Linked DNA regions of Homo sapiens: all the other regions are linked to region 2. A link is a loop called in an ENCODE intact Hi-C map of the cell type or tissue named here. Cell type or tissue: mammary epithelial cell. All regions are shown on one strand.

What was found. A loop is a pair of places that touch in the nucleus more often than their neighbours do. Peaks named below come from ENCODE experiments on the same cell type or tissue, not always from the same donor. Only the 100,000 strongest peaks of a DNase experiment are listed, where the experiment ranks them.
Region 1: it touches region 2 in a loop (7-fold over the local background); 5 of 110 quality-filtered maps call a loop at or near these places.
Region 3: a loop joins it to region 2, with 5 times the contacts of the local background. A loop is called at or near these places in 6 of 110 quality-filtered maps.
Region 4: it touches region 2 in a loop (5-fold over the local background); 3 of 110 quality-filtered maps call a loop at or near these places.
Region 5: a loop joins it to region 2, with 2.7 times the contacts of the local background. A loop is called at or near these places in 8 of 110 quality-filtered maps.

Annotation. Positions count from the first base shown.
Region 1 is chr12:53,765,920-53,770,919 of GRCh38, reverse strand. The region is part of intron 1 of LOC105378250 (a long non-coding RNA gene); the gene reads right to left. Among named protein-coding and RNA genes, the nearest start is that of CISTR, 16 kb to the right of the region's middle. In mammary epithelial cell, a CTCF peak has its summit at 3,037; DNase peaks (open chromatin) are centred at 429 and 3,049; H3K27ac peaks cover 1,088 bases.
Region 2 is chr12:53,936,723-53,941,722 of GRCh38, reverse strand. It overlaps HOXC13 (homeobox C13), which reads right to left and starts at 2,892. Exons shown (of 2, transcript NM_017410.3): 1 at 2,081-2,892. The coding sequence starts at 2,816. It overlaps HOXC13-AS (HOXC13 antisense RNA), which reads left to right and starts at 2,080. Exons shown (of 3, transcript NR_047507.1): 1 at 2,080-2,252; 2 at 4,366-4,558. In mammary epithelial cell, no CTCF peak of the experiment used is centred here; DNase peaks (open chromatin) are centred at 1,892 and 3,002; H3K4me3 peaks cover 3,437 bases; H3K27ac peaks cover 1,456 bases.
Region 3 is chr12:53,789,321-53,794,320 of GRCh38, reverse strand. All of the region lies in intron 1 of LOC105378250 (a long non-coding RNA gene), which reads right to left. Among named protein-coding and RNA genes, the nearest start is that of CISTR, 40 kb to the right of the region's middle. In mammary epithelial cell, a CTCF peak has its summit at 2,391 (motif pointing left); no DNase peak of the experiment used is centred here.
Region 4 is chr12:53,843,030-53,848,029 of GRCh38, reverse strand. All of the region lies in intron 1 of LOC105378250 (a long non-coding RNA gene), which reads right to left. Among named protein-coding and RNA genes, the nearest start is that of HOXC13, 93 kb to the left of the region's middle. In mammary epithelial cell, no CTCF peak of the experiment used is centred here; a DNase peak (open chromatin) is centred at 2,389; H3K27ac peaks cover 427 bases.
Region 5 is chr12:53,986,303-53,991,302 of GRCh38, reverse strand. It overlaps HOXC10 (homeobox C10), which reads right to left. Exons shown (of 2, transcript NM_017409.4): 2 at 1,024-2,134. The coding sequence ends at 1,857. Among named protein-coding and RNA genes, the nearest start is that of MIR196A2, 2.9 kb to the left of the region's middle. RefSeq lists a silencer at 4,959-5,000 and an enhancer at 4,493-5,000. In mammary epithelial cell, a CTCF peak has its summit at 1,987; DNase peaks (open chromatin) are centred at 2 and 1,992; H3K4me3 peaks cover 381 bases.

The sequences.
Region 1 (5,000 bases), 170 kb after region 2:
TGACACCCTGTCTCAAAAAAAAATCAGTGGACAATTAGCAAAATTTGAATAGGCACTGCTTTACATATGTGTGTATATATACACACATATATATATATGAGAGAGAAGGGGAGAGCACACAAATGTGGCAAAATATTAGCAATTTGTCAATCTTGGTGAAAAATGAATGGGTATTAATTACACTATTTTACAACTTTTCTGTAGGTTAATATTTTTCAAATTAAAAGGTTGGGAGGAAAACAAGAATATTCCAACAGTAAAGGTTATGGATTTTTCTTCTCTGAATAATCTTATAAACAAACTTGCCATCATTTTTTTATTGGAAGGAAATCCTATCCAGATGATCTAGCCCTGAATCAAGAACTCTAGATCAGAGAGGTGGGTGGGAAGATAGAACTCCTTTGTCTCTGATTTACAACCAAAATTGTCAGCAAGTAAAAATGCCTGGAATGAAACCACAACCTTGACTCATGTTAGTATGGTTATAAAAAGTACATACTGTTATTGCCATTTTGTGGGACTAACACAAATTAATAAATCAGAGCTCTAGGCTTGAATGCTAAGAAGCATTGGGGAAGATGTGCAGAGGCTGGAGACAGAGCAAAATATCTGTCAAATGGCATGCCAGGGATAGAATTATGTGCAAGAATTAGAGTTACGTGGAAAGAGGGGTGAAAGGAACCAGAATGTGTTGAGCTGCAAGCAAGGTTCATATGCTATTTCATTTAACCCCTATTTACTCCATGACAGAAGTATTATTCTTTGATCTTGAAGATGAAGAGAGGTTAAATAACTTTTTCAAGATCATATAGCCAGTAAAAAGAAGAGTTAGAATTTGAACATGGTTCTTCATGAAGTCAAAGCCCATGTTCTTCCTACTGTGGCACCCAGTCTCCACAAAGAACAAGGAGTCTAAGGGCATGGCTATTAAAAGAGGATTTGAACCAGTTCTTACCCTTATGCCCAGGTCATCCCCTGCCAATGTCTTCTCTTTCCTCCCACATAGACACTGATAGGCCAGAGCTGGAAGCAGAGAAATCATTAAATCTGAAAGTTCCATCTTAACCATTTCCTGCTAAAATTCTAATCCAATCAGGTGCCAAAATTCTCCAGACAATCTTTTTAGATGCCAAGAAAGGAGATTCCAAAGCATCCCTGTAACTATTCCAATAGTTCATAGACACAATTTTACATCTAATTATAATTCCTACTCCCACAACTTTAACCCATTGGCTTTTGCTTGATTTTTAGTGGAAAATACAGGATAAAAGATCTCTAGATGCCAAACATAAGTAACCCCTCTGAGACTTCTTCCATCACACTGTTCTTTCATCATATTCCAAATCTTGTCTACTCACTACCTCATTCTTGAGAGGAAAAAAACCATCTTCAGTGCAGGTTAGGAAGTGCTAGAGAAGGAAATGAAAGCTTGATTTTCACTGGCCAAAGGAAAATGGGGTGGTGGGAAGGGAAGCGGGTATTTTTTTTTTATGGTAGCCCAATGGCAGGAAAATGGTTGCAATTTCCCTGACAATCTACATACCTCCAGATTTGGCCTTCCCAAACCTCAGCAGTCACCTAAGGATTCCAGATGCTACCAGCACACACCGTTAGGAAACATCTGTCACGAAGAACAGCCCCAACTGGGACAAAGGAGAGTAGGAAGGCAGACGGTGCCAGTTTAATGAGGATGGTTTAACAAAACATCTTTTAAGCTTTCTAATTCACTTGGCCATTTGCTCCCCAGACTTGGCTGCCAATCAGAAGCAGACTGTGGGGGGATGCTTGCCAGAGAATGGCAATCCCTGATCCTTAACTCAGGAGAACCCAGTACCAGAAAAATGTCAGCTTGTCAGTCATTCTAAAATATGATTAACCCCATTCCAGAGCTAACAATTCATGGTGATACTGGGGAGAAGGACTTGAGCTACGTGAGGTTGCTCGGTCTGGTTTGGTTGTTCTTGACAGCCAGAGGCCTTACTTAGCAGAATATCAAAAACAGGTATTAGTGTGCCCCATGTCCATGTCTAGCTCTGAGCTCATGACAACTAGAGCATTTCTAATATTTATTAATCATTCATGGAAATAATCATAAAGACCAATGGATATCCGGCATCAACACTGATCTCTTAGCCTTTCTATTTTTAGATTGCCTCGTTCTTTTTTAAGGTTATTAAAGAATATGAACTTGAGATAAGAAATAATGAGTTTTCTCAACATGCTATCAGTATAGGAAAATCCATGAAGAAGATAAATTACTTTTCCATTTCAGTTTCCAAGGGAAGAAAGCCCCAGATATGGCCAAAGACAAGGGGATTGGCAAAGCAGCCTCAAAGCATCCTTATTTTATTCGGGGGCGTTGCATGAAAATTTGGATTAAACCTAAGGAATCTCAGCTGAAATCACTGGTTTCAGATATATATTTTCCAAGGCCTGAATTCAACCTAGCTGACATGCCATTTTTCCCACCAGAACTCTATCTAGTAGATTCCTACAGTTGGCAAAGACTGCATCCCAGCCTCCTGCTATACTCCCTGATCCACCCTCCTGGCCTTTAACGTTGGTAACTCTAAACAATGAGATCCTCACAGATCTCACTCAGATTCACCCCAGCAACCATCAGAGAGTGCTGCCCTTCTTTTTTTTTTTTTTTTTTTTTTTGAGACGGAGTCTCGCTCTGTCGCCCAGGCCGGACTGCGGACTGCAGTGGCGCAATCTCGGCTCACTGCAAGCTCTGCTTCCCGGGTTCACGCCATTCTCCTGCCTCAGCCTCCCGAGTAGCTGGGACTACAGGCGCCCGCCACCGCGCCCGGCTAATTTTTTGTATTTTTAGTAGAGACGGGGTTTCACCTTGTTAGCCAGGATGGTCTCGATCTTCTGACCTCATGATCCACCCGCCTCGGCCTCCCAAAGTGCTGGGATTACAGGCGTGAGCCACCACGCCCGGCCGAGTGCTGCCCTTCTTTAAAGCAGGCTACAGCCCTAAATCACATTCACCATGATTGCTGCATTGCAGCAGATAACTGAAGTGTGAGTGCCCTCTACCCTCCTTCTGGAAAATGACACGTTCTTCAAGGATTGAAAGCAACACACACACACACACACACACACACACACACACACACCCTACACCTTCTCCCTACCAGACCTGCAGTTTTCTGCTCTCTGTTAAATCCAAACTTTTAAGATTGTATTTCCAGATCTTTCTTTTCATTGTTCCCCTAACCGTTACTCTTATTATTAACCTTTTCTGTGGCTCTTTGCTTGAACAGGACCAATCTTTCCCCATATACGAACATCTTGCTATCATCACCTCAACCATCACATGGACAGTCCCTCTCTGCCTAGAACACCCTTTTTCCAAACTGTTCAACAAGACTCTCCTTCAGGAAGCATATCTAACCACACCTACAGATATCTGACCTCTCTGCTATGCCCTCTTTGCCTGCTCTCGTCCCCTCATTACTGTCCAGAGTTCTGTCCATTTGCTCCTAACTTGTTTCCTTGCTGCACTGCCAGTGTCTGTGCCTTGATTATGTGTCCAGCCTTCTCCATCAGACTGACCTCCTCTGCTCCCCGTTCCTTTGGATTGGTTGGCAGTGAATATGGGTCTCTTGCACAGGAGGTTTTAGGACAGAATGGCATAACTCACTGGCCTAGAACTTTGCACTGGGAAGACGCCTGGTTAGAGAAGAGGGTAGCAGTGGTAGATGGTTAGGTGCAGCGAAGTAGCACAGCTCTTGCCTGATGACACTTTCAGCTTGCCTCTTCTTCCCCAGCTGAAGCCTGAGGTATAGAGTTAACTGGCCACAGCCAAGGAAGCACCCCATGATCTACAGCCCAATGTGGTGACAACAGAGATAATGAAACAAGAATGCAGGTCCAAGTCTCTTCCACACCACAAAGTGAAAATGCAAAGGAAGTAACCCAAACTGGCTGGGACTAAGGACGTTATCTGTGACACTATTGGCTCCAGTGTCATCCCCTTGAAGTCCAATGACCAAATTGACAAACAATACAGTTTTATTACTTTCATTGCTTTAGTTAATTGTGAAAATAAGTCACCTAATACTTTGGCTTTAGGCAACCTGGTGTGATACTCAAACTGCAATAAAGAAATCTCAGCTTAGACTGCAGAAAGGAGGGGTGCTCCAATGATCAAATGGTTGAATATTGTTTAGAATAGGACTTTCATTTGTTTTGGGAGGATGGGGAAGTGTCCATGAAGTACTTTTATATTGTAAGCTCCTAGGAAAGAGAATTTTCTCTGTTTACTACCATTTGTCCTGTACTGTCTATAAATAAGTTCACAGATGCATTCTGTTTAGTTTGGATTGGGTCTACAGTGAGAAATTGGATGACCTCTATATGGTTTGATGTTTCCCTCAAGTGAATACCACTGAAAGTTTCTAAGTGACAAAGGCTGGATTCAAACTACTGAAAATCAGATTTCAACTAAGTGTAAGTGAATACAAAGACAAATTCCAAATTAGAAAATTCAAGCACCAAAATGATTCCTTTTGCAAAGGAATTCGAGCAAAAGCAATGTCTTTTTTCCCTAAATTATTACCACCACAACGACCACCAAATCACCACACACTCACACACAATGCAAGACAAATGGTGGCAAATAAAGAATTCCCCTCTTTGGGAGCTTACATTTAAGAGATTTTGTGGCTACTTCCCCACTCCTCAAAATAAGTAAAAGATATGTAAACCATGGACTGAAACGTATAATCCTCAATCAGAAATACACAGAAAAGTGTTTATATCAGAGGCAAGGGCATGCCAAGATCCCAGATGACATCATAGTTGACAGAAGATATGAGTGGGAAGGGCTTCATTTTCCAGTGTTGGCAAGATTAGGGAGTATCTTCCCTGCACCTCAGGTCAGTCTGAGAAACCTTCGTGGAAGAGGGGGTAATTGCTCCATATGGGGATTTGGTTTCCCTGGGAAACATCAGTTCAGTCTACATCTTCATGGTGGTGAGAAGCTTTGC
Region 2 (5,000 bases):
GTTTTATATCCATTTCCATGCCATAATTTGCAAGTGTATTAAATCTCAATTGGGATATACTTTTTTTATTTCAAAGATATTTTTCTCTAGGAGGCTGTGATCAAAAAAGTATTTATTTTTAGTGGAGTTTTGTTTTGTTTTGTTTTGTTTTGTTTTGTGTCCTAGGAATCTTTGAGATGTTTATTTTGCTCAAAGATATTTCTCAGCTTCTCTCCAATCCTTCACCCCTACTCCACACCACATTCATACATAGAACAGCTCCTTCTCTTCTACCTCTTCACACTAAACCCATTGCACATTGCTCTGGGCCTGTGCCCCCAATCCACAGTGGGTTTGGTGGGCACCTGATCCCTTACCCCTTAGCCCCTTGGCATAGCCCATTGGCTTCCCTGCCCCAGGAATTCCTGCTGGACCCCAATCTCCTAAGAAGCTTTGTGTTTTGGTGAGATAGAGAATTAAAGGGCCATCTCTCTAAAATACATTGCTGTATTATGAACATGTGAATTGTCTTTCTAGAAATCTATTATTGTATATTTCATATTAGGTAGTTAATAAAAGAAATCATATTATATAAAAATATTACAGCCAATACAGGGTAGGTGATGCATAATACCATGTACTAAAATTGCACCATCCTTAATTCTGGCAATCAGAAGTCAGGGTGCCTAGTGTAGGTCATACCCTGGTATTGAGTTGTGTTATACTAAGTAATTTCATAATATTCACAAGAATGTTATTTGCTACACTCTCTAATATCACTCAGTATTTTTTTTTAAACCACCTACCTCTTCTTCCAATTCCGTATGCAGAGGAATTTCAGGCCCACCCTTAGGAGGTCTTTGGGTCTATGCTTTCCAAGGAAAACATCCCTGAGCTTGGCACGTGGAGCTGGTCGGGGAGCTGGGCACTGTCGGGAGACATCTGTGGCTGCCCTGGGCCCCCCACCCCCAAAGACCTCTGTAGGTATCAGAAGGGAGAACGCTCTCCCACTGAGCTCTGCTTACAGGGAGAACAGACTCAAATGCTGGACTCCCTAGACCGGAATCCTGATTTCTCAGCACAAGGCAGGATCCAAAGCTCTTGGTGTGGTTTTGGGAAACCTGGGACTGGTCTTGTCCGCAAGGAGAGCGGTGGGATTTACAGGAGCCTTTCTCTCTTCAACTGGAGACGGAACAAGAGGGGAATGAATTCTCCCTTCCCATCCTTAGCCAGACAAGACCAAGGGGTCCCCAGCCTGGGTCTGGACTCCAGAAGCCCCTGAACAGGTCTTGAACAGGTCTTCCTCTCCCATTTCTCATCCCCACGCCCTTCTTTCTGTGTCTGGGGCACCAATAACTAACTCTCTTTCTCGACCACATATGGGGGAGTTGGCAGTGGAAATGTCTATAGGTTTGAGCTCAATATACCAAAGAGGCAAGGAAAACTTTACAATGCTGGGGAGGGATTCTAGCCTCCTCTCCACTCCCTCTCCAGAGATTTTGGATCTTCTGTTCCCTCAACAATCAGGAAATTCGTGGCCAGATTTTTAAAATAAGTCAGGAAAGGAAAAAAATAAATCTCACATTTCTGTAGACCCCAGCAAATTAGTCCCCTATTTAAAAAATACTGTCTAGTGCCTGAACGATCCTGCGAATTCTGTCAAAGAAAGTGGGGGTTCTTATTCTCCGCCCTCCCCAGTTATTCGGTGGGTTGGGGGTTTTGTCCTGGATTCCAAGGCACTATAGGCCCACCCCGCCCCCATCCCTTGCCGGAAGCAGGTTTAGGGGCCAAGAGCCCGGCGGGAGGCTGGAGCCTGCAAGGGGAGGCGGAGGCGAGCTACCGGACAGAGCAGAGCCGGCGGCCCGGCTTTCGGGCGCCTGTGATTGCTTCATTCTCGGCCGGGCAGCTACAGAGAACGTGTCGGAGCAGATTTCTTCCCCGGCGCATTCCTCAGTGCAGCTCGCCCGGCCGGCTCCATAGGCAGCCCAGCCGAGCGGGCGCGCCGGGGCCAGACGGCGGGGGTGGTTGGGGCGCGGAGCCCCGGGGCAGGCAGGGCGGGGAGGGGTCCCCGGCGGCGGCGGCGCTCGGGTCCCTTCCTTACCTGGGAAGGGAGACTTCCAGAGGTGGGCGGACTGCGACTGCTCCTTGGAGCAGTACACCTGACTGTCCCAGCCATTGGAGAGAGCCCAGTGCTGGTAGCCTTCGACGGGGATGAGGGCGTCGTGACGCGGCTCCGGGTGCCCGCTGATCCCGGGCACCACCGACACGTCCAGGTAGCCGGGCATCGCCTGGTAGGAGCTGGCGAAGCTGGGGTAGAAGGCGAACTCCTTGGCCCTAGAGGACAGGTCGTCACCGGGCAGGGCGCCCGACGGCTCCGGGTATTTATCGCCCGGGTGGTAGGCGCAAGGCTTCTGCTGCAGGTTCACGTTGTGCGACAGGCGGCAGCCGTAGTAGCTGCCCCCGAAGGGGTAGCCGTAGCCCAGGGTGGCGCTGGACGAGGTGGGGGGTGCGGGCGGCGGGGCACACTGGCGCGCCGCCTCCGGGGCCGGGATGTCCGTATAGACGGCGCCCTGAGGGGCGCCCAGGGGAGCCGGCGGGCGGCCCAGCACGGGGTGCGGAAGCAGGTCGCGGCAGTGGCTGGCCGGGCAGCTGCTGCCCAGACCATCCATGCTCGGGGCTTTGCCGGGGCTCGCTCCGCTGCAGCCACCCCCCGCTCCGCCCGTGCCGCCGCCTCCTCCTCCGCCGCCGCCGCCGATGCCGCTCTCCGCCGCGCTGTCCTCATAGACGTACATAAGGCTCTCCGGCCAGCGTGGATGCAGGAGCAGCGAAGTCGTCATGACATGATCTGCTGGAGCTTTTTAAAAACTCCACTTGCCAGAGGCAGCGAGCTAGGGAGACACCTCGCTCCTGTTTCCCCTCCCCCCATCCCTCCCCTCTTTTCTCTCCACCCCTCCCCTCCTCCTAGTGCTTCCACCTCCCTCCCTACATTCCCTCTACGCATGCGGAGACACTTCATTAAGAAATCCGCCGGCTCCCGCTCTCCACCTCTCAGCACCCCTCCCGCGCCCACGTGACCCGCTCTGCGCACGTGATGCCCCGGCCAGGTCTCCTGGGGTTCCCTCCCCTCGAGGTGGGGCGGGGCGAAAGGGAAAAAGTCTGTGCTGATTGGATCTCAGGTAGGCCAAAGGAGGCGGGAGCTGGGAGATTTAAAGGGACAGGGAGACGCCCCCGGCAGGCCCCAGGGAGGGAGAGGGAGGGGGGGGAGGCTGAATTTGGCCGACGCAAAGGGGTGTAGGGAGGAGAGCGCTGTAACTGGGCGCCTCCGCCTAGGCATAGGATGTGCACCGGAGAGACAGACCCCCTACCGCCAAGCCGATCACTGTGACTGCTGAAGTCTCTGGATTGGGGCTTGAAGCTAAGGGTGGGGAAGAAACCAGGTTTTAAAAAATAATAAATGAAGATAATAGAAAACAGTCAGGAGCGCTCTGGCCCTGGCAGCTCGCCTCCGCTCGCGGCTGGAAAGAACCCGATGCTGCGTAGCGAGCCTTTGATGCCGGGATTGTGTTTCCATTTCCTACCTTCAGCCACATTCCCCAAAACTCTAGATGTCTGAAAAGGACACTCTGCTTTACCTCGCTGGATTTTTCTCAAGCGGAGAGGGGTGTGACAACCCCCAAATACAGAATTCATCACCTGGGGCAGGGGATCGAGAGGCAATGGAATATACTCGGCAATAAATGGAGAAAGAATAAAACGAGGGAAATAAAAGCAATAGAATAGACTGATATTTCAATATGTAATAGAAATAAAAAATCTCAGAGTGAGGTTTTTCAAAGAAATGCGGGTGGTGGGGGCGCAAGATTCAGCCTGGGAAAGCTAAAAGCCCTGGATGCGAAGGAGAGCGCGCTTTCTATAGGTATACAAAAGAAAACGTGGAAAATGGGGGAGATTCAGTGCTACACCTTTGGAGGGACCTCTCTCTGGCGCCACTCTGGGGGACCCTGCAGAACCCACCTCTGCCCTCAGGGGCCTGGGTTAAGCCACATGACACAGTCCCCAGTTTGAATACCCGCAATGGAGCTCCCACGGCTTTCTTAGGTCACCCTCTTTTAGTGAGGAATAGTTTCATGATCTAAAACTGCCCCCTATTTCAAAGAAAAAATTAACACCAACTTACTGATTCTTCAAAAGCTCTCCCTTCTTTCCTCCCAATCTCCCAACTTGTCAGGAGCCTCAATAGAGTCACCCCTTTCTAAGGGAGCATCTCCGTGGAATTGAGTCAAGTTCCCTTTCAGCACAGGACCTCCCTGAGAAATCGTAATGAAGAGAGAAAAATAAGAGGGGAAAGGGGCTGCAGCGTTTCCTTCTTTCCTCCCTCTGCCACAGGTTTTAAATGCTGAGTGCTCGTGTGCAGCCAGCGCACAGACCATGGCCACAGAGCAGCGCCTCGCTCAGCCAGACCTACTGCACCCCTCAAGTGGAGAGCAAATGGACAGGTCTGCAGAAACCCCTTCGGGCCACCTCCCTCCTCTTTGTGGGGAGAAGGTGGTGTTTGACGGTTGAGAGCACCCGGACATCGGTGAGTTAGGATAGTAATTCTTATCTGCGTGATCTTCATCCAGAAGGGTCAGCTCAGAGTTCAGAAAGCAGGCTGCGGGCTGGGCTGGCATTAGGAGGAAAAATACAACAGAAAGAGAGTTAAGACATAAGGAGACCAGCTCGAGTGTGCATTGAGGGCAATGAGGGAGGGGCGGGGAGAGATGAGCCCAGTGGAAGATAGGGTCTTGCTGGGAGCCGGCTCTGCTAGGAAACTGCTTATCCTGCTGCTGGAGTCCAAGGTCAAGGTAAAACGAGGAGAGCAAACAGGGCCTGGCCAAGTCTAGACTGGGTTGTATGACGTTGGCCCCCTTGCCTAAGGCCTGGCTGGTGGGGGTGGGTGGGTGGAGACGCCTGCCTTTTTCCAGCCGCGGGTAGTAGAAGTGGAACCCAGATCCTGGCCTCCCCTTCTGTGAAGTGCTGCT
Region 3 (5,000 bases), 150 kb after region 2:
TTAGGAAAGATGAGTCAGGAGGTAACTGCCCCTTAGGCCACCCATGTCAATGTCTAGCAGGTTCTTCCTGCTAGTCCTTCCTGATGCCTAACCACAGTGACTTCTGCTGTGCCCGAAGCCCACTCCCTCATGCACACTGCCCCTATAACTTATCTTCCCACCTCCTCAAGCTTAGAATCATAGATGAAGAAAATTGGGAGGGAAGAAAGGGAATGGAAATGAGAAAGCAAGCAAGCAAGAAGGACTGGCCAGGTGGTGGATGGAAGGAGTTAAGAGGATTGGAGACAGGGGTGAGCGGGGTTGCAGGGGAAGAATGGAGTAGAGTGAATGAAACGTACAGAACAGTCTCCCTGACTCTGCTCCGTGGTTATAGAAAGAAATAGGCCTGGTGAGAAGGGGGAAAAAAGAAGAGGAGAGACTAATGGGGAGATAGGCAGACAGCTGTTCACAGGAAAGGGAAATGAGTTTAGGTCTAAGAGAGAAATTCCCAATACAGATGCTGCCTTGGTGTTGCAGAGCCTGCTGTGGAAGAGACTTGGGACTTCAAGATGTTCCCCTGACTGACGTGGGCCATAGGAGTGTCTGCTCAGGGGTAACTTGACAAGATAAACTCACATGATGTGGAGTAAAGGATCAGGGAAATTATTAGCAATGTGGTTTTTTGGAAAGTAGTTGAAAAAGGATAAAGCATGAGAGCAAAGTAGTTGATAGAGACCATGATTTTGACTAAAGTCTCATCTTCTATCTCATCCCCTCATTCAAGGAACCCAGAGAGGATAATCTAACCCTCTTTCTTCCTCCAGCTCCCATCCTTTCCTCCTCTCCTACTGTTTTTGAACATAGTTCCTCGGGAAAATCTGTCATATTTGCCTGCACTAATGTCACCCTGGCACCAGAATCCACACTGGCCTGCACTGAGCCCTGTTCCATCTGCTTAAAAAGGGAACAAATAACAGGGCCACCCACTGAGGGATAGACTCCAAAGGACTTCCAGCCAAGAACTAAGATAGTAAGATAATAATAATCTAAGAGATTATTAACTCTGTGCCCTATCTAAATCTGGGATCCGTGGGTTCAGGAGTCAGCTTAACTATTCCACTCCCTCCATATATGTTCTTGTTTCACTCTTCCTTTCCTCTTTCAAGCAATGTTACTTTCTCTTCCACCTCATTTACCTTGCACCCACAGCATAAAGTTCCTGACCAGACCTAAAGCCAACTTCAGTGTATAATCTCAGGTTCTGGCCCAAGTGCAGATGGAAGAAGCTGTGCAACTGCTCTTCCATGCCTCATACTTTAGGTGATGTAAGTGATCCAGCTAAGACAAGAATTTAGCTGTTTGACTTCAAAGGCTATGGAGGTACCACTATTCTAAAGTCCGTGTCCATCTCTGATGATCAGAAGTCTGTCTTATGCACAACCTTAGCAGCTAGTAGGAATTGCAGTTCTTTCTCTTCTAAGTACCTCTTCAAAGCCAGCAATATGAGTCCTCTAAGTGCATGAGTGGAGCAAAGAGGTACGGTTTATCTTGAAGCAAAAGTATAATCTCTATCCTTGTTCAGGATGTTGCTTGCAGAGAGGCTGGTCTCAGCGGGGTGGGAGAAGGCTGAAGAGAGGTGAAGGCTACAACTTTAATTAGAGAAACTTGCATTAACTGAAGTAAGAACTTCTCAGCAGTCTGAGGTGTTCCTCAGCATGACCAAGGAGGTCAAGTCCTTTGTGAGAAGGGGAATGATTATTCCTGAGCTAACAACCGAAGTGTGTTATCCCAACAGGAAGCAGTGGTGGGGCATGTGATCAATACTCTACAAGAGACATGAACTCATGCCACCAACTTGTACCAGGAGGAGAGGGGCAGGAACGTGGTCAAAGCAAGACCCTGGCAATGAAAGGACTACCTGAGGCTGCTGGGGAATTGGCAGACCGCATGCTTCTCAAAGCCTTGGTTGCCTTTAGCCTTATATCAGGATCCGGGAATGACCAAGAGGGTCTCTAAAGTCACCCAGGGGACATCCTTCCTCTCCTCAAAACCCTAAAGGCCCTGACCTGCTCCCCCAAGAAGTACAGAGCCCAGAACCTACTGAGACTGAGATGGGAGGCTAAAAGGAAGTCTCTGTGACAGCAATTTGTGTCTCCTTTTGTCTGCCTCTGTCTCCATCTCTTCCCCCAGCTTCTCACATCCCCAGTCATTATTTCAGAGGCCTCTACCTTGATCTGTCTCCAAGTCTCCTGCAAGATCAAAGCTCTTAACACCTGTTTTGCTTGCTGGCTCCTAGGCTAGAGAAGAGGGGGCAGGGTCCATCCTGAGGCAAGGGGAGGGCCCTGACTGTGCCTCTTCCCAAGGCAGAAGGGAGGGTGCAAGGGTGGCCCAAGGTAGGAGCCAAACCTAAGGCTCAGTTGGAACAACGCCCCCTGGTGGGAAGGCTGTCATTCTTATTCAATTATTGATTTTATTATTACTGTTATTCAGGTTATACATTGAATTAACTCATAATTATAGTAGGGTAAATATATTACAGTGACAAGAAAGGCCTTTCATAATCTTCTTATCTAAAGAAGGAAGATTCCCTGTTAGTCTCTATAGCAAGAACCTGTTTATGTCCTTCAGGTATTTATCATAATCTGTAATCATTTAATTGCTTGTTTTCTTGCTTATTGACTGTTCCGCACTAGAAAAAGCTCTATATTTAAATGAAAAAAAGAATGGATGATGAATAAATAAGTTATAAGGGAATAAACCTACCAGAGGGATAAAAACTTCCCTATAATATGATATATATCATGTCCAGATCTTAATAACAATAGTATCTTCTTTCTTAGCATTTTGACGTTTATTTCCAGATTTTTCTATGAACAATTTTTTACATTGCTTAAATAACATACACTTAAAAATAAAAATAATATACACTTAAAAAAATACACCATCATATACATTTTATGCTATTATAAACTCACGTAAATAGCCTTTTTATGACAACATATTAGAGTTCAAGTTGGAGTGAGATCATCATGTATTAACAATAATATCTTATTTTATTTATTTACTTATTTATTTTTGAGACAGAGTCTCGCTCTGCCTCCAGGCAGAGGAGTGGCGCAATCTCGGCTCACTGCAACCTCCGACTCCCTGGTTCAAGCGATTCTCCTGCCTCAGCCTCCCAAGTAGCTGGGATTACAGGCACGTGTCACCACGCCCAGCTAATTTTTGTATTTTTATTAGAGACGGGATTTTTCACCATGTTGGCCAGGATGGTCTCGATCTCCTGACCTCATGATCCTCCTGCTTCGGCCTCCCAAAGTGCTGGGATTACAGGCGTGAGCCGTCACGCCCTGCCAACACTAATGTCTTTAAAATATCCATAATGCCCTTACTTCCACATCTCTACCCATGGCCTCTTACTTACAACTGTATACCACTCATTAAATTTATTTTTTTGTTGTTGTTTTTTGTTTTTTGAGATGGAATCTCGCTCTCTTGCCCAGGCTGGAGTGCAGTGGCGTGATCTCTGCTCACTGCAAGCTCCGCCTCCCGGGTTCACGCCATTCTCCTGCCTCAGCCTCCCGAGAAGCTGGGACTACAGGCGCCCACCACCATGCCCGACTAATTTTTTTGTATTTTTTTTTTTTTAGTAGAGTCGGGGTTTCACTGTGTTAGCCAGGATGGTCTCGATCTCCTGACCTCATGATCTGCCCACCTCGGCCTCCCAAAGTGCTGGGATTACAGGTGTGAGCCACCGCGCCCGGCCGCTTCATTAAATTTATTTAACAATTGTTTGCTCTATGTTAAACATTGTGTAGAGAATATAAAATATTCAGGACACAGTCCCTCTGCTCCAAAAGCTTATAGTTGAGTAAGGGAGAAACAGAAGACGCACAACTATAGCTGACAATCAGTCAAAGGAGGATAGGAGTTGAAAGTAAAGAAATTGCTTCCAGGTAGGGCTATCCAGGAAGGCTCGGACAGGGGGTAACATCTAAGCTAAGCCATGATGATTGTGTAGGATTTCAGCAGTCAGAAATTGGGAGGAAGGAATTCCAGGGAAAAGACAGCTAATGGGAAGGAATTCTTGATTTTGGGGATCATTTGATATGGAACTGCTATTTATTATTAGAAATGCAAAGAACAGTGAAATTCAAGATAAAACTGCAGAAGCTTGAGGTTTTAAAAAAGGATGACAAGAACCAGGACCTGGATCCCAGTTCAGGTTCCATTTGTCCCCACGTCTATTGTATCCAGTGTTATTTAAGGAATGCATATAAGGTTCAAACAGGACAGGGTGCCCATTGTGCTTCCTTCTATATGTCTCTCATCTTCCCTCTTCCCCCACTGAGTTCTTTATTAACAATGAAATGATTTCTTAATCTCATTACTGAGAAAAGCACAAAGCACAGAAAAGCATATGCTACACAAATTAAGCTGGGTAATTTGCATACCTAGGGAAAGGGAGAAACCCCTCCCCCTTCCTTCTCCAGAGTCAATTTTCCTCGATCTTCTGACACCATATGTCAATAAATATCTATATTTCCTCATGCCCTGGACAGGAGATGCTGTTAAATGTCAAATATAAAGTAAAGTTTGTCATAAAAATCCCTCATAAAAAAATCTCCCAACTACCAGCATTGAAAGATGGAGGAAGGGAATTCCTGTGTTGTGTTTGCCTCCTAATAATGTTCAGATCATCCAGCTTTTTGCTTCCAGGAGCATCACAGACAATCTTTTCTTAAAGTTTTCTACAAAAGCATGCAGGGGCTTTCAACTCCTCTTACCATCCTTGCTTCTGCAAAAGTTTGTTCTCATTCTTTTTGTTTTTTTTTAATAAAACAGAACCACTGTTTAAATAACCAGTTTCTCATAATCTCAACTGTAGATGTATTTGTACATTTTTTAATTCTCCTCTTTCTGACAAAGTATAGAGGCCCACTTAGAAGCAAAGAAATAAATAAAACGAATTATCTGAGCACCTTCTATCAAGGGGTTCTAGGAGAGTGATGGTAGATGTG
Region 4 (5,000 bases), 94 kb after region 2:
AGATAAAGTTAATAATAGGTGAATCAAATACTACATGAGCTCTTGTTCCCCTGACATCTTTAAGAACTGGGCATCCCATTTAAAAAAAAAAAAGAAGAATGAAATTATGTCCTTTGCAGCAACATGGATGCAGCTGGAGGCCATTATCCTAACCAAATTAACACAGAAGAAAACCAAATACCACATGTTCTCACGTATAAGTGGGAGCTAAACACTGAGTACATATGGACATAAAGATGGAAACAATAGACACTGAGGAATACTAAACGAGGAAGGAAGGCGGGGATGAGGGTTGAAAAACTACCTGTTGGGTACTATGCTCACTACCTGGGTGATGGGATCATTCCTACCCCAAACCTCAGCATCACACAATTCCCCCATGCAACAAACTTTCACGTGCACCTCCTGAACCTAAAATAAAAGCGGAAATTTTAAAAATTAAATAAATAAATAAATAAAAGAACAGGGCATCCAACCACGTGTTAACAGTATGGCCTAGAGATGGGACCCTGGACAGATTAGCCTCTGGGGATTACTTCTAAATAAGACTGCTTAGAATGTTCAAAACTTCAGCAATTAAATACTATCTGCATGTAAATGATGGCATTTTTTTCTCATTTTTCTTAATATTTATCTGACCTTACAGTTAGATTTACTGTGTATTTTACACCTGATATCTTTTGGGCCCCAGGCCAAGGTCATCTTATCCTGATTCTGTGAGTTAGGAACACTTCTGTGAATTAGAAATTCTGTATTCCCCATCCTGAAAAGTTCTTCAGAAAGGGCTCCCTAACTCCTTTTTCCATAGTTGGACAATAAAAAGACTTTCAGCCTCCTTGTAACAGTCACTACATTTTGATCAAATGCCAACTGGGTCACTTACTAGTTTTGTAACCTTGAGGAACTCACTAAACACTCTGTTCCTCAGTTTTCTCATCTGTAAAATGTGGGTAAGAATTCCAAGCACACAGGTTTATCATCGAATGATGATAAATGACAACACTTTGGAACTGTAAAATGCTCTTTAAATGTTAGTTATTATTATTACTACAATGTTTCAGTATTATGGAGAGAGAGAGAGAAAAGGAGGCAGTTGGCAGGAATTGTGACACCAAACCTCTTTTGATTTACATAGTTTGATTTATACATTTGACTTTTTTCTAAATCAAACAGTATTTTTGAAATCCTCAACAAACTGAAACACTGGTGTCTGCCAAGTGGGTAGCACCTGGGAGTTTAGAAGACTTCGTTGAAGTGACTGTTGTGTGGCGTTCAAAGGATGAAGCATTGGGGGTCTCTCATAACATACTGCAGGTTAGGTCCTGCAACTGTCAGTTCCTAGCTGGATTTAAAGAACTTTTAACCTCCAAACCCGGCAAAGGATGCTGGGACAGGAGCTAAATCTGTAATGGGAGGGGTGTGTAAATTCTGCTCCAAGGTGTGAAAATAAGGCCTAGAGGGAAGACATCAAGCAACCAGGCACCCTCCTTCCCTGAAGTCCTATTTATAGTATAAATAGTAATAGTAGGATTGGCAGATACGGGCTAAGGATAGGGAAACAAGGAGCAGAGCTTCTCTGAGCCCCAAAGACAGCAATTGCAATGAACTACATGTGTTTAGAGTCAGGCTGATGGCTGTCTTGCATCCTCAAGGAATAAACAATAATAACCCCAATCATCATCTCTCGATGTCAGAAAATAGTCATTAGTGTACTGCTCCTTCTAAACCTTCCCCAAGAGTAAGGCTCAGAGTTGGTCCCATTTTGTAGATAGAAAACTGACGCATCATGACTGATGCTAGCTGGGATAGGTACCAAGTTCAGGAAAAAAGTCCAGGTGTTTCCAGTTGCTATTTTATCCACAAGCACATGTTTACCCCCATAAAGATCTCTATCCAGCCGCAGTGGATGCCTATCTGAATTTTGGCAGTGACTGCAGTGGGAGGGTGGTGGAGTAGCATGGGCATTGCCATGAGAGGGCACAGGGCAGAATGGGGCAACCTGGCATCCCTCAGGGGGATGACGCTTGGGGGGATAACGCTTAGGGGGCTGGACTAGGGCACCTCTCACGTTTGGAAGCTTCAAGACTCTGCATTCTCAATGATTTCATCTCTCCATAATTTCCTTGCAACTAGCAACAAAGAATTTCTAAGTTCCAAGTATTTCCTCTTGCTTTGACTGAGTCTTGTGAAATCTAAAAGGACAGAGGAAAGAAGGACCCTCAGGACAGAAGACTTTCTCCCTTCTCCCCCAAATTATGGAGAGGGGCAGTGGGGCACACCTTATTCTAAGCAAGCCTGTTTACCAGCTGCCAGCCCAGACACCCTCCAACAAAATGCCATGGAGAATGATGTTGTGACTCATGGCTTGGCAAGTACCAGGATTATGCCCCAGGCTCCCAGATACCACACTGGCTCCTCCAGGTCGCTCTGGCTGGATCTCCTCCTCCGTTGCCCCAGAGGCATTCCTCATCTTGCCCTCTCCTCCCCAACCCCTCCCACTCTCAAATCATTCCAGGTAGTGGGTGTGGGGGACGGGAGAGGTAAGCAGGGTTAGAATTGGGATTTGGGTTAGGGTTAATTTCAGGATCAGGATTAAAGATAAGGTTAGGGATAGAGCCAGAGCTACTTTGTAGGATTTGGTTTAGTCAGTGGACTTTTAGCTGGTAGAAACAGAACTCTGCTAACTTACAAGTATTCAAGTCTTGGGTTAGCCGCCAAGATGTCTTGGTGACAGGTCCACTTTTCTTGGGCTCAGATTAGAAGGGTTAGAATCTAATTTAGAAAATAGGAAATGTCAACACTTAAAGATGTAATCAAGAATCACCTCTAGGAATCTAAGCAGAGGCTTTCTGGAATGCCTGGAATGTCTGGAAACATTCTAAGGGTTGTTGATACTTTAGAACCATTAAATCCATTCCCCAGGCATTGTGCAGTATTTTGTGACTTTACCTTGACCTCAGTCTTAGAACTTTCTAGTATACTCAAGAGTCTTTCTTGGATTTCTTTCCCGAGTCCTTTCCTTGTCTTATTGAATGAATTGTTCCTTTATCCCATCAGCATTGAGAATGACTGGGGGAGTAACTGAAGAACCAAGACCCTGATATTTGGGTATCTTGGGTGCCACCTTGGCAGAGAGGTACCCAGCAAAGCATTCTGCGTCTTCCCAGACTGAGACATCTGTCAGCACAGCTCAAGAGGTTCTCCCTCAGGCAAAGGACAAGACATACAGCAAGTTCTGAGCTCAATTTCTGAGGGCAGGAAGAAAATAAAACTAGGAAAACTGCAAGGGCAGCAGGGAGGTATGGAGCAGGAGGCTTCCCAGGAAGTCATGGGAGGCATTCAGGAGAAGTTGGAAGATAAACCAGAGTGGTATTATGGGGTTGAATTCCTAGAAACTCATACTTAGAGACTGTTCACACACACACACACACACACACACGCACATGCACACATATCAACACCTCCTTACATGAGGAGCCCAACCCAGTAAGGTGAACTAGCTGGCAGCCCACCCACTACTGGGCAACCAAAATCTCTTCCATTTGAAATGGGGCCTCAGTGTCTCTTCCTTCTTTCCTCACTCTCCTTCCCCACATCTGGCTCCTTTAGTGCTTGGAGACCCTTCTGTGGAGGGACTAGGAGGGTACGAAGCTGGCTAAGCCCAACCTCAGCTGCCTTCCCCATAAGCAGCAGCAAGATGGTGATGAGCTGCCCCCCTCAAGGCTCAGAGGCGAGGGATTTTTTTTTCTTTCAAACATGTCACATCTGGCACATCTGCTTTCTTAGCAATGATGCATCCCAAGGGGTATAATCAACACTTGGGGCGGGGCTCAGATGCAGGTCTGTACTTACAGAAGCCTGAGCCAGAGACGCCGAGAGCAACACTTAAGAGCACCAACTGCCCCCACTCCCCATCCACTGCAGGAGCTGAAGATCAGCTCCATCCCTGTGCACCTTTCTGCCTTAGAGCAGGTGCCCTCCTCACAGGCCACACATATTTTAGGGCACAGAAGACAATGAAATGGTGCATTTGCTTTGGACAATTCTATAATCCTTTCTTTTGTCCAACCCTAAACTCTCCTATTGGAATTAGAAGGAAACTGGAAAAGAACCATCTGCTCTTTCCTCTTCACAAGCTCAGAAGCAGGAGTCAGAAAGGCCCTGCAGCGCCTTCTCCAGTCTTTGTATCCTCTTCCCTCCTAGCTGCCCTCATCTCTTCCTTGCCCTTGTCAGGCCCCATCCCTTGCAACAGGTGGGAGCCTTCCCTCTGTGGACCTGGTGTTTCAAAGGCACTACCTAAATGCCTCACAGCAGCTGTTTGACAAAACACCACCAACAAACACTTTGACCCCTCTTCCCACTGGGACACTCCTCTTCCCATGCTTCCACTTTCCTGTGACTCCATCTTTCAGACATTCTGCCTCAGCTAGGAAAAATGTCTTCCATCCATGCAAATTTCCCTCTTTCTACCTTAAAGCTCACTCTTCTCTCTCATCAAAGACACCCTCCTTCCCTTTACTCTTTGGCCCTAAACCTTCTCTTCCAAACACTCCCTGACAAGCCTTCTGAAGGAAGGCTTCTGTGGACAAGCCACCGCATTCCATTCAGTAGTCCCTCTCCATCCTCCATCACTGCCAGGATCTCTGCCCTTGTCTTCATGTCTGCGTCTGTTGTGTGTCACATCATCCCCATCACACCAGGAGTCTCCTGAGGGTAGGGACTCTGCCTCTCCCTCCAGTATTCTGTATTCTTCAATGATTCTTGATTCAGTAAAGGAAGGTAACTGAGTGAGAGAGAGACATAGGGGCTAATACCTACTTTCCTTCTACAAAAAGACATAACCAATGTACACACACATACACAGACACACAGACACACACACACCCACAGACACACACCAAGTCATCCCAAAGATGACTGAGCTTGTCAGAAATAAATCATGTTTGGCTTTCAAACGCAACAGTAATTACACAGTATCTTAACTATCTGTGCAAACTGTC
Region 5 (5,000 bases), 50 kb before region 2:
TGTGCTCTGGAGCCACTTCCAATCAGGCCACTTGCCTGGCAAAACGTTACAGCCAGGGAGCACAGGGAACAAGAGGCTGGACGAGGCTCACATCCAAACCAGCGAAAAGCAGGAAAACCTAAGCTTCAAGCTTCAACCCTCTGTACTCCTCCTCCCCCACCAACAGACGACCAGACTGAGCAACACCTAGACCAGAGTGTCGACTTCGAGGAGACCCAAAGTGCCCGAAAAGATAAAGAAGCCAAAAACCATCAATTTATCCCTTTAACTGTGGAACCCCCATGGCAATGGGCCCGGGAGGGAAGGAGAGGGAGCTCCCAGTCGCTGCCCTCCGCTGCCAGCGGCCACTAGGAAAGCCTGGGTTCTCGGCAAGCACGGATGCCCTAAACACCTTCCTCCAGGCTCTGTCCGCTGCACGCCGGACACCTGGGGACACCGCTCATCCCCACTCCGCCGCCAAGAGAAGAACAAGAAACCGCTTCTCTTACCTTGTCGCTGCCTCCTCCTCCTGCTGCTCCTGGCGTTTCTGTTAGCTGCTGTCGAGGTTGGGGGGGCTGAGCTCCTCATGCCCCTCCAGCGGTTAAGTTTATTCCTTTCCTTGGATGGGTGGGGGGCTCTTGGGGTGACCCCCAGCAGCAGTGGGGTGCGCCCAGCCCAGCACCCCAGGCAATCAGATCCGTCTGCTCCTCAAGATTGCAGCTTGCTCTCTGCCTCTTTCCCTCCTCCAGTCACCTTTAAATGCATCTTTTACTGCAGCACCACATTATATTTGCAGATCATAAAATCCACCTCTCGCGCGCACCAAGACCGTCCTGACATTACTGTTTTATGACCTTGACTTATTGTGGTCACCTGGATAATATTTAAATCAACGTTATGGTCTCTCACTTACATTAAACCCGCCAAGAGACGTTCTAGAAAGGCTCTAGGAGATGAGTCAAACACAAAACACACACATCCACACACTCAGCCTCTTCGGGGGAGGGGTGTTGCTAAAAATCACTAAAAACAAAAAACCATCCATTTGAGGATTATGATTCTGGAAATTTATTAGGTTTTTTTTTCTCCATTAAGGAAGCTACATGCAAAAGATACAACATACAGAATATCTTTAAATAACACAACTCCCAGACAGGGACAGGACAATATTTGGGGGGGGGGGCATTCTGTCTTTGCTTTGCTATGTTCTATTTTTAATTTTTTTGTTCCTCTGGATGAAATTTCTGAGATGTTACTAGATGGGGGATGTGGGGGTGCTAGGAGGGGTGGGAGAAAAGCAGAAAGCAGTACAAATACGAGACTTCAAGCAGATTCTTAGAGCGACTGGGAGGTAAAGACATGGAGAGGGTTTGGTGGAGGCTCTGGGTGCTACGACAAACACACGAACACTAGCCGAACTTTCCAAAACGTCTATTAGTCTAAGGAGGAAATGCAGCAAGGAAGGAACGATTCTGCCTGTGCTCTGCGAGATTACAGACCCTCTCTGGTTAATTTTTTTCCTTTTTTTCCCCTACAAGCGGATGGATTCGATCTTAACTTTGCATGGAGAACAGAATGCTGTGTGTGAGTGCGTGGGTGAGTGAGGGCTTGACACACACACCAGCCACACTCCCACCCCCATCTATGAGGGCACACACCACACCCCACATCCCGGCACCCCATTTCTCATGCTTTAAGTGGAAGCATCTTCGCAGCACGAACCACAGGTCCCTTGGAAGGAGAGTCTGAGGTCTTTGCCTTTTTTGCAGTCGCATTGCATTTATACTCAGGGAGGAAAAAAAAATATATCACCAGGCACAAAGGGAGGAGGGGCGGGGAGAGGAAGGAGCGGGAAGGGAGGAGGAGAGGCCGCGCTCTCAGGTGAAATTAAAATTGGAGGTCAGTTCCCGGATCCGATTCTCTCGGTTCATTTTCTTGAGTTTCATTCTGCGATTTTGAAACCAGATTTTGACTTGTCTGTCTGTAAGGTTAATGGTCTTGCTAATCTCCAGGCGGCGCTCTCGCGTCAAATACATATTGAACAGAAATTCTTTCTCCAATTCCAGCGTCTGGTGTTTAGTATAGGGGCACCTCTTCTTCCTTCCGCTCTTTGCTGTCAGCCAATTTCCTGTGGTGTTTTCTGCCTTTATCTCCTCTGTTAAAAATAACATTATTTACATAAGTATCCCTCGAAGTCGAAAACCCTCTCAGCGCTGCAGCCTTTGCCAGCCTGCTGTGGGGTGGCTGAGGGAGCACAGGGGAGCTGCTCTTGCCCCAGGGGCCTGGCGGTGGGCTCCTCTTAGGCTCAAGGTTCTTACAATTTCTTTGGGGTTTAGACTTAGGGAGATAAAGGGAGGAAGTTCTTGCCTCCAAGCATTTATTAAATTTAAATTACCCAAGTCCACCTTAATCTAAAAGATCCTGAGTACCCTGGCTTTCCCCCAGCTGGCTGACCCTGGCAGATTCCCTAAACCTTGCCAGATCCCCCCTTCTCTCTGTTCCATTCCAGCTCTGGAAAAATCCAACCAGATGGAAAAGCATTTTCCAGGCCCCAGACCAGAGCAGAGTCCACCCACAGACCAGAGAAATTCCCAGAGAGCTTTGACCTGTTTCAACTCAGTGGAGGGACTTTGTTCCAGGATCTGTGGCCAGAGGCCACTGCAGTGGTCCCTGTCCTGGGCCCCCAGCTCTTACCCCAACCTGAGCTGCCACAGAGTGACTCTGCTCCCTTAGGTCTCCCATTGCCATCTCTTCCTCTCTTAATCATTTCTCCCAGGTATGTGCAGCTGAGGGGAGCTTGTAAGAGCAGCAGAGGTCAGGGGCAACAGAGCTGGGGCAACCTAAGGGGTCCTCAAACAACTTTCCTGGCCAAAGGACCTAAGGTCAAGGGAGAGACATATCCTGAGGAAATGCAGCCTCCTAGAAACCCCCTGCCCAGTCTGTGCATACGTAGATGTGTATGCCTGCAAGTACACATGTATACCTGCAGAGATACACACACCTATACACATAAGTACACACACATAGATATGTACATGAGTCTTTTTTTGTAAGGAGATACTATAGAATACTGTGTATTTCCCATGAGCTTATTGACAGCCTCTATCCCTGACACACATTCTTGCTGAAATGGACCAGCCTTGCTTCTCAAGTAGCAGAAGGGAACCTGGCCATCTTTTTAAGGGCAAAAAACAGAGTCCAAAGACCTGAGAGGACACCCAGCAAAGGACTCTGCTGATGGCTCTGAGCTCTCTCTCCTCCCTATTCCAATGAGGCTGCCAGGTTCCTGGATCTTATCTTGTTGGGGGCGGGGTGAGGCGGGGGCCTAAGAGGAACCAGAAAACACACAAAAAAGGCAAACTTGAGGTTGCAGTCTAAAAAAATCTGAATGTCCCGAATTTTCTCTCCTGTCTCTGCACCTGCAGCTTCTTGCCAGATTGTTTACAAGCTCTCCACATCTAACTACGTCCTGTTTATTTTCTTACTGGAGTTGTTAGGTTTGGTGGGGTGGGGGGACAAGACAAATTATAAATGGGGAAGTTTAATCAAAAGCTCTCTTGCCTCTGGCCTGGTGGAGACATCAAAACAGGAGGAGAGGAAAGAAGGGCACAGAGAGGGTACAGGGTAAGAGGGATTCCTTGGGGTGGGAGGGATTAGGTTGCTGTGGGGACAGCTAGAGGAAAGGGAGAGCCTATGGGAATGGGTGCAGGTCGAGTTAAGAGGTGAACTTGTTAACCTTGACTTTGCTTTTGGTGGGGGCTAGAATGCAGGTTTTCCTGCCCCAAATCTGCTCCCTAACCAAGCTCAGGGTCTGTAGAGAGGGTATAAGATTAAACCTTCACACTGCACACGTGCCAAACGAAAGGCTTTGAGGCTGTAGGCGCCTCACTCTCCCCCTTATCCTCATGAACACACCAGCGCTCATCTTCCAGTCAGTGTCTCTATGGGGATGATTTACCAAGACCACCTTTGCAGACCCAAGGGGATGAGGCTCTGCCCTTGCCCGCCAAAAGAGTGCCTGTGCATGTGTGAGCGGGCATGCGTGAGTGTGCAAGGATCATGCAATATGGATGTGCGTGAGTGTGGCACAGGTCGCCCGTAGGCATGCGTGTGCGTCGCATCCATATACAAAGCACCAGGAGATCCAGGCCGCCCCCAGCCTGCTCCGCTCTCAGTATTTCATCTTCCTCTACACCCAATGAGCCCCTTATATACTGTCACCAGTAGCCGGTGTTGTGGGGAGCAGGTTTATTCTTCCCCGTTGGTTGGGCCTTTTTCTGAGGCTCTTGCTACAACTTTTCAGGAAAAGTCGTTCCCCTCAGCTTTTCCTCCCCTGCTCCCGTTTCCTCCACATTCTTTCCCCAAGTATCAGAGAAAGATCCCGAAGGCCCCCAGCTCCTACAGCAGAAATGAATCTTGAACCCTGAGCTTGAACTCTGGCTGGGCTTTCTCTCAACCAAAATTACAGTGAAATCCAACCAAAGCCACATTCCCTTTCAGGAGAAAACCTCTTGCCACGCACACAGAAATTTCCCAACCACTCATTTGTAAGCTGCTTTTGGAAACCAATGAAAAAAGATAATTTAACTAGAAAAAAATGGAAAAGAAAAAATTAAAAGAGGAAACAGAAAACTTACAACATTCCAAATGCCCTGTTCCAACGCCATCCAAGCCAGGCATCTGGAGGAGGGAGGGACGTGGCGGGCAGCCCTTCACCTCCACCTCTTCCGGCTCCAGCCTCGCTGCCCAAGGCCCCCGGCCGAGCCAAAAGCCGCAGGAGCCCAAGCCGCACGCACAAATCAGACCCACAAACAACAAATCGCGTTTCGCAGGAAACAATTTTCAACTGGGAAAACGCAGTAAAGAGAACTCCCCCCATCTCCCCAGCCTTCCCTAGTCCCTGGCCCAAGATCGCCATTTTAGGCTTTTTGCAAGCCCCTGACCTGAGCTGGGGGACGTCAGCTCCCCAGGACACCAGCATTGAGAAAGCAAACCACAGCCAGCACGCGCCTGGGAGCAGC